2 separate regions of the Homo sapiens genome follow, and region 2 is linked to region 1. Evidence: read pairs that join two places in POLR2A ChIA-PET (ENCODE). Cell type or tissue: GM12878. All regions are shown on one strand. Each heading gives the region's core, and the rest is flanking DNA. Links, peaks and the distances in the headings are about the cores only. Region 1 overlaps FNIP2 (folliculin interacting protein 2). Region 2 overlaps SPMIP2 (sperm microtubule inner protein 2).

Region 1 (4,394 bases), core at 124-4,123:
TATGTGACCAGATCTAATACTATATCTTGGAAACTAGAATAATAAGAATTTGTTGGAAGAATCCCAGGACATTGGGCCTTGGGATAAAATCCAAATTTAGGAATTTCTCAACAGAAGTGCAGTGAATTAATTCAAAATACTTAATGAGGTGGTCTACACAGAATTATCTTAATACGCATACACACACCAAGTAGAATCAGCTTGATTAACAAGAAGAAAATCACTTAGTCATGAATGAGTCTGAAGGTTTTATTTCATTTCGCTTGAAAATTCAACTGGGCCAGGCGCAGTGGCTTATGCCTGTAATATCAGCACTTTGGGAGGCTGAGGCAGGCAATCACCTTAGGTCAAGAGTTTGAGAGCAGCCTGGCCAACATGGCAAAACCCCGTCTCTACCCAAAATACAAAAATTAGGCGAGCGTGCTGGTGTGCACCTGTAGTCCCAGCTACTTGAGAGGTCAAGGCAGGAGAATTGCTTGAACCTGGAAGCCAGAGGTTGCAGTGAGCTGAGATGGCACCACTGCACTCCAGCCTGGGCAACAGCATGAGACTCTGTCTCAGAAAAAAACAGAAAAGAAAATTCAACTGGAAAAAAGTATGTCCCATTAGTTATATATCCTGACAAGTTGATTAAAAACTGACTAATGTACTGTGAGCTCTACAGTCAGCTTAAGGAGGAGACAATAAGGGCAAATGTGTCATCCAACCACCCAGCAATAAGCTTTTCATCAAAAGTACTTCAGTGCCTAACTATTAAAACTACTGCATTTGATAATTTGATTATTACATTTTATAATAAGTTACACATTTGATAAGAAGATGGACAATTATAATAAAGAACCTATGTTTACTAACTGGACAGGCACTGTGTTAAGACCCTAAAGATGTATCTCAGCTGGGTGCGGTGGCTCATGCCTGTAATCCCAGCCCTTTGGGAGGCTGAGGCAGGTGGATGACCTGAGGTCAGGAGTTTGAGACCAGCCTGGCCAACATGCTGAAACCCTGTCTCTGCCAAAAATACAAAAAATTAGCCAGGTGTGGTGGCAGACACCTGTAATCCCAGCTACTAGGAAGGCTGAGGCAGGAGAATAACTTGAACCCGGGAGGCAGACATTGCAGAGAGCCAAGGTGTCGCCACCGCACTCCAGCCTGGGCTACAAGAGCAAAACTCCATCTCATAAAAAAAGATGTGTCTCATTGTATCTTTGTATAATCAAACTGGAGTTAGAAACCCATTAAAGAATAATCAGAGGGCTGGGCACGGTGGCTCACACCTGTAATTCCAGCACTTTGGGAGGCCGAGGTGGGCGGATCACTTGAGGTCAGGAGTTCGAGACCAGCCTGGCCAACAGGGTGAAACCCCGTCTCTACCCAAAATACAAAAATTAGCCAGGCGTGGTGGCAGACACCTGTAACCTAGCTACTCGGGAGGCTGAGGCAGGAGAATCGCTTGAGCCCGGGAGGCAGAGGTTGCAGTGAGCCGAGATCACGCCACCGCACTCCAGCCTGGGTGACAGAGCAAGACTCTGTCTCAAAAAAAAAAAAAAAGAATAACCAGAATATTGGAACAAATCAAAAGCTGAAAAGATACTAAATAAAGGAGAACTGATACATGGTAATCAGTACAAATCAGAATGTAGGAAGTTAGAAACCCTCTGAGGAATGCATCTAGAGAGGAGGGAAAGCAGTTATAAGGGCATATACTAGATAAAACTAATTAAAATAGATGAGTATGGGAAAAAAGTTATGAGAACCATCGGAAAGTACCTCCCCCTGGGACCCATTAAGAAATACCTCCTTCTGCGAGTATTCCCTTGTGTACGGTTCCTAAGAACATTCAAATGGCAAGACATAAATAATAATAAACAATCCTCTCTATAAAATGACTAGATTATAGGCTGATAGAGCTTTAACTGAGAGGCGTTTGCAAGTGACTGAGAAATCAGCCTAGAATTCAAGAGAGTAACTCAGAATTGTAGGCTGAAGCTAGGACTTTTGTTTGAGAAAACCTTTCTAAGAGCTCATTACTGTTAACACTTTGATTACATCTGCCTATTGCCGCAGGATATCAACAGTCATTTCAGGAATTCATGAAATATTTTTTGTTAAATCAGTTTCAATATTAATAAAGAAGAAGCATTACTTATCCAAAATCTGGTATAACAAACTACAGGGGAAAGACCACTTAGAATATTATTTTTTAGCAATGCATTTGAGTATTGTATATTTTAATAACTAAGGAACAAATGGAAATGGTAAAACAAGGAAGGTTATTAAAAATACAATTTATAATCATTTAAACTATATAAAATAATGAGTGCAATGTGAGTGGAACCAGTGCTATTACATTATAGCCAAACTTCATAAAATAAAGCATTTTTAAAACAGTAGACCCATAATATTAAATATTTACTGGAAGTTCAATTTTTTTTTGAGTCTTGGATAATTGAAGCTAATTTTTAGAATAGATTTGTTTTCATGAATATAATTTTTTAAAATGTAGAAATTGCACAACAATGTGAATGTACTTAACATGACTGAACTGTACACTTAGAAATGGTTAAGATAATAAATGTTGTTATATGCTTTTTACCTCAATTAAAAATAAAAATTTAAAAGAGAGGCAAATGGGGAAAAAGCAGAAGAAAAAGTGAAGGAGTCAAGCGTGCTTCCAAGTGAAATAGGCCAAAGACAGAGTGCATGGAAGCAGGAAAGGTGCTGGACAAAGTAGGAGAAGAGGTCACAGGAAAGGAGGACACAGAAAGGAATGGTGGCAAATGGGGACACAGAGTGGAGACTCAGGGAGGGAGAGACGGAGAGAGCAGAGGAACAGACAGAAGAAACTTAGGAAGAAAGAGGGAAGAATAGAGAGAAGGGAAAGCAGAAAGAAAAAAGATGGGATGTTAGAGAGGTGCAAAATGATAGAGAACTGGGGTGAAGCCAAAAGAGGATGGAGAAGGAGAGGAGATAACAGCCAGGAGGGTAAAACATGTAGAGAAAAAGAAAACAAAGAGGGAGGAAGAGGGAGAAGAAAGGAAAGAACTGTTGAGGGGAACAATAGTGAAAAGTTGGAAACTAGAAAGAGGAGAGGAAAGAATGAGGTGGAGAAGCTGAGAGAATTTAGAAGCCCTGTAAAGGAAGCATGGTGAAAGAAAGGGGGTTAGAGAGGTAGGGGACTATATAGACAGAAACAAAAATAAACCAGGAGAAGCTGAGAGAGAACAAAAATAAGGAGACGAGAAGAGAGTTTAGTATCTTAAAGGCACACTTATTCCTGATCACATTCTAATAACGTCTATGTTGTAGAATTCCCCTTTCAACAGTGTCTCCTTATACCCTACACAGTTTAACTTATTGCATCTTTATTATCATTATTTCAAATGTTTTCTAATTTCTTTTGTGCAATTTGTTTGGCTTGTGGGTTATTTAAATGTGGTTGTCAGCTGGGTATGGTGGCTGACACCTGTAATCCCAGCATTTTGGGAGGCAGAGGCAGTTGGATCGCTTGAGCCCAGTTCAAGACCAGCGACCAGCCTGCAAAACATGGCAAAACTCTGCCTTTACAAAAATTAGCTGGGCATGGTGACGCACATCTGTAGTCCCAGCCACCAGGGAGGCTGAGGTGGAAGGATCACTTGAGCCTGGGTGGTTGGGGCTGTGGTGAACCTTGATTGTACCACTGAACTCCAGCCTGGGTGACAGAGCGAGACTCTGTCTCAAAAACAACAACAACAACAAAAATACATGGTTTGATTTCTGAGAAAGTGAGAACTAAAAAAAAATTGATTTGTAGTCTAATTCCACTGTGTTTTGAAAAATACAATGTAAACTTCTGAGAAAAAAATTTCACACATTTTAACTTATATTAAATCAGTGGTCCAAATCTCTTTTGGGTAGAAAAGCTCCTTTTCATTTCTACAAACCCTTAAGATCATTAGGTCAAAAAGAGACCTATATGGAACTACTTCAGTCAGTGGTGTAGACAGTGGCATTTAAACTTTGTATACCTATGCCAAGAAAGAAATACATTTTATACTGCAACCTCAATGCATCTTTTGGAACAGACATTTTACAAAATATACATGTAAATCACTGATATTTTCTATTCTATTATACCAATTAAATGCTTTTTAATTAAACCCACTAAATTGCTTCTGCAGCCCACTAATGGGTGGCGATCACATTGTACACAGGGAAGTGGCTGGGCAGAAGCAAGGATCACCGAGCTCCTGAGCAGCAAACCCGTGAAAGTGGCATCCGGCTTCCCTCCCTCTTCCCTGGTAGTGCTGAGCAGCCATGGAGGGGGAACGCACAGTGGCACCTGTCCTGGAAAGCTCTCAGAGGAGTCTTTGGAATGATTCCAGATAGTCTTCTCTATACTTAGGAACCTGGAT
Region 2 (4,394 bases), core at 110-4,109, 150 kb before region 1:
GAACTGATTTACTGTCCCCCTCTCTCCAGTCAGCAAACCCAGCAGGCCAGATGGCTGGCATCCCTCTCATTGTACATTTCCTTTGCCTTTTCTTCTGATTTTAGTTTCTCCTGTTGTCCAGGTCAGCAAAACCTTGTTCCTGCCACAGCCACACTCTGGCCTAAGTTGACCAATTGTCCCAGTGTATTCACGATGAAGGGATTCCCAGGACACTGAACTTTCAGTGCTAAAACTGGGTTGAGCTGGTTTCCTGAATTCTAACCCTTACTTGCTGCCCTGGCCAGGCAGCCTCTCCAGTGCCATGACATCCACTTCCACGTGCAAAGAGAATTCAGATAAGCACCAAACAGAAGGGGAGGCACTCATGATGTCAGGGTACTGGGCAAAGTTCCCGCATCTATAAGCCATTACTGACTTCCTTCCTTGCAATCAGAGAAAGACGAAAAGATGCAGGCCATTCCACAGATATCACCAAGTAGATACCCACCTCTACTCCGAGGAAATCTTGTGCAATTATGAGAGGTGACATTCACTGGTGTATTTATCCAGCTATGGTTTGCTTTTTTTTTTTTTTTTTTGAGACGGAGTCTCAAAAAGAGCTCTGAGCTCTTGCTTGTTCTCCAGCATCTGAATCACTTTCCTGCACTGGTGTTGGAGGACTATCCACTTGGGTATATCACAGGCAGAAACTTTCTTGTGAAGCGGTCTATTTGGGCAACTCCAGCTGGGGAACCAGGACTTCTAGAACACTCTTTTTGGCTCCAGCTTTAAAGGATAGGGAGATAGGACATGCAGGACCTCCTTTTGCCCAGGCTGGAGTCCAGTGGCGCGATCTCGGCTCACCGCAAGCTCCGCCTCCTGGGTTCACGCCATTCTCCTGCCTCAGCCTCCTGAGTAGCTGGGACTACAGGCGCCCGCCACCATGCCCAGCTAATTTTTTGTATTTTTAGTACAGATGGGGTTTCACCATATTAGCCAGGATGGTCACGATCTCCTGACCTCGTGATCCGCCTGCCACAGCCTCCCAAAGTGCTGGGATTACAGGCGTGAGCCACTGTGCCCAGCCTAATTTGCTATTCTTCTTGACTAAAGATGACTTTTATCAAAACCACCTGTTGACTTCATTATAAACCCAAGGAGAAGACTGTGAATTTATCCCAAATTGATTGCAGTAATTCAGAGATGACCTCAAATTTTGCCAGGGGGACAAGACCAGCATTCTGAACCATCATACTTGCCTAGGGACAAAAAAATTAATACAATCTCCTTTCACTTTTTATAGTTTGGACATTTTTTTGCCTTGTTCAGTGATAAGCTGTCCAGGTATTTGTCCAGTTTTATATCATTAATCAGTACATATTGCCTATCACTAGAGTCAAAGAAATTATGTAAAGTGCAAACTAGAAAACAACATAGTGCCTTAGCTGGACTGAGCTTGCCACAGCCTGTGGCAGGTTCGTACTGTGTCAGCTGAGCCCATTGGACTACATGTCCTAGATTCCCTTCCCTACATAGTTTTGGGTTTGTCTGGGCCACAAGAGACATTTTGTGGGAAATTTGGAAAGCAGAAGTGAAGCAGCAGACGTATCATTTCAATACAACAGCAGTCCCCAGGGGCTGCTGCAGCCACGTGGGCTGTTACTGATATGCTGCCTCTGTTGCAGTGAGGCAGCTGCCACGTCCAAAGTGAACTCCAGCTCCTTCCCTGCCTCCTCCTTCAGTGTCACTGGCTTCTGGGCCAGGTGATGTTTAGCCCCATGTTGAAAGGCACCAGTTTCAGTGCAAACCACCCACTTCATCAGTGTTGGAGGCTTGTGGGTGATAAGAGACCTCCTTGGGTTCCACTAATCCTCATGGGTTCCAGCTTGGCGGACAAGTTTAAAGCCCGCTGACTGTGTCTGGAGCATCCCAATCCACTCCTGAAGCAGCCACAGTAGTCCTAGATTTGTGTGATGCATTCTTATTCTAGCCCACATCTCGCTTTGTGTTGCCTCCCTGTATATCTTATAAGCTGCCCCAAGACTTCCTCTTTACCATTCTCAAACCCACATTGGCTTGACTCCTTGGCTCTGAGCTCTTGCTTGTTCTCCAGCATCTGAATCACTTTCCTGCACTGGTGTTGGTGGCCTATCCACTTAGGTATATCACAGGCAGAAACTATCTTGTGAAGCGGCCTATTTGGGCAACTCCAGCTGGGGAACCAGGACTTCTGGAACTCTCTTTTTGGCTCCAGCTTTAAATGATAGGGAGATAGGACATGCAGGACACACCAAAACAGCCCAATACAGAGTACACTAAAAAGATCGTGTTAGGTGGGGTGGGAGGAATCACTTGAGCCCAGGAGTTCAAGGCTGTAGTGAGCTATGATTGCACCACTGCACTCTAGCTTGGGCAATGAAGTGAGACTCTGTCTCTTAAAAAAAAAATTGTTGGAGGAAGGAGTAAATGAATGAACTGATTTGCAGGGGCTTGAGAAGTTTGCAGTCTAAGGTCTGTGTGTGTGTGTGTGTGTGTGTGTATGTGTTTGTGTTTGTGTTTTGTCTTACTGTTCATAGGCACTAACTTACAAGTTTGATTGACTGTTCCATCCAGGGAGTCATTCGGGATAACTGTTTATCCTTAACCTGGGCCAATAATAATCTCAGCACAAAAAGGCAGTGCAGAAGGAACCTATCATTGTACACTGTTTTTGCTCACTTTTTCTTTGCCTGGAATAGGGTATGTTGACGGAAAGGGAAGGAGTCCTTTTTCCTTTCCCATCTAACATTTCTCTACTACTACTTTCTCAATGATTTATACTATTTGTTCACTAATAAAGGGCTGCTGAGGGCAACATCTAGAAGCAGATTTCAGAGAAACAGCTCCCACCTGCTCCCTCCAATCCATACTCTAATCACCCGGGCCCCTCCCGTCTCATCGCTCCCCACAGAGCTTTCCAGGGTGGTAGTTACTTATGTTCACTGTCCTTTGGAAGAGACAGAGATTTGCTTTCTAGCAGAAATGGAAAAGTAAAAGTGTTACAGATGCATTGTGGGAAGCAACGGGAGGGAATCACACAACTGAAACGGAATGCATTTATCCCCCTTCTCCAGTGGCCCAGCTGCGGCTCACCTAGTGTCTCCCTGTGGGGGGCAGGCTGCTGTCAAAAAAGCGAAATTGAAAGCCCAGTTAGACTCCCACTTTAGCCTTTTTTAGCTGGCAAGCACGCTTGAAGCAGCTAGGCTGCAACCACAAGGGGTTACCAAAGAAAAGGTTGAAAAATAAAATAGAAAAGATGGCCATCTAGAAAGCCTCCCTAAGAGAGAAGGAAAAATAAATAAATAACCAACTTAATCCCCTTTTATTTTTGTTAACTAGAAAATTGGGAGCTAGAAAATGATCTGTAATTTTTAAATTGCTGGATTTTCCCCAGTAATAATTAACATGAAAAAGTAACACCTGATGGAGCAAAAGTAGTGTTATGTTTTCATTTGTGAACAGTAGTATAATAAGTGGGCTAAAGGGAGTTCAGCTAATTGGCTCATGGTTATAGCTTTAATTTCTTCATCTATTGTCAGGAGAAATCAGCTTTTGAAGTGCGTGGAAAACTATGAAGTTTTTAATATGGATCAATAGGATGTCATAATGGTCTGATTAATAGAGATTGGCAGTGATTTTGGAAATCTGCTTTACATTTCATGTCTCTTACACAGAGAACAGGAAAATTTAACAGATTCCCATCCCCGTGTTTCACAAGTATTTGATTGTATACTGGTATTTTTTAAAATTACGAATTCTAACTTTTAAAACTTGTGTGTTGACGTCATCAGTCTGTCGTAAGTCCTGCTCAGGACCACATTTTCCATGACTACTACAGACTGACCACACCCTTCTCTGAATTTCTTTTTCAGTGAAAGGCGGCATCACCCAGCTTTGCTGTAGTTATTCAGTGCATAAGACTCTTTTCTTAGCTACATTATAAGCTTTCTGAGGACTGGGCCAAGCTTTCTCTCCTTCTGCCACCTCCTGATCCATCAACACAATATCACACATATACTAAGCACTTACTATAAATTTTAAACAGCTATAATCATTACTCATTCTAATTGCACAAAATTCTAGGTTTTTAATCTTTTGTCAGCATTTGAATATATATTATTCATATTTATACTTTATCTTAGCCAAAAGGCCGAGAAGTGATATTATTCATATTTATATACAAATTACAAAGCATTGTAAAAGCTAAATTTCTTTGTTCCAACTCTCTTTTTTCTAATAGAATAGACTGTTTCTCTTGCCTTGATCTAGTAAATCTTGAAACTTTTATATGACATGTGCAAAGGCATTAGGACAGATGCTCAGAAAGTTGCACCAGCATTTCTTGTTTTTGCTTTTCAAAAGGGAGGAAGTTATAT

What was found. ChIA-PET counts read pairs that join two places held together with the same protein. Peaks named below come from ENCODE experiments on the same cell type or tissue, not always from the same donor. Only the 100,000 strongest peaks of a DNase experiment are listed, where the experiment ranks them.
Region 2: POLR2A ChIA-PET joins it to region 1 with 7 read pairs; 3 of 35 experiments call an interaction of 5 or more read pairs at or near these places.

What each region holds. Positions count from the first base shown.
Region 1 is chr4:158,863,376-158,867,769 of GRCh38, reverse strand. All of the region lies in intron 12 of FNIP2 (folliculin interacting protein 2), which reads right to left. Among named protein-coding and RNA genes, the nearest start is that of FNIP2, 97 kb to the right of the region's middle. In GM12878, for the core only: no CTCF peak of the experiment used is centred there; a DNase peak (open chromatin) is centred at 1,829; H3K27ac peaks cover 197 bases.
Region 2 is chr4:159,015,481-159,019,874 of GRCh38, reverse strand. All of the region lies in intron 1 of SPMIP2 (sperm microtubule inner protein 2), which reads left to right. Among named protein-coding and RNA genes, the nearest start is that of SPMIP2, 18 kb to the left of the region's middle. RefSeq lists enhancers at 1,759-1,828, 2,009-2,328. In GM12878, for the core only: a CTCF peak has its summit at 3,121; DNase peaks (open chromatin) are centred at 1,624 and 3,154; H3K27ac peaks cover 684 bases.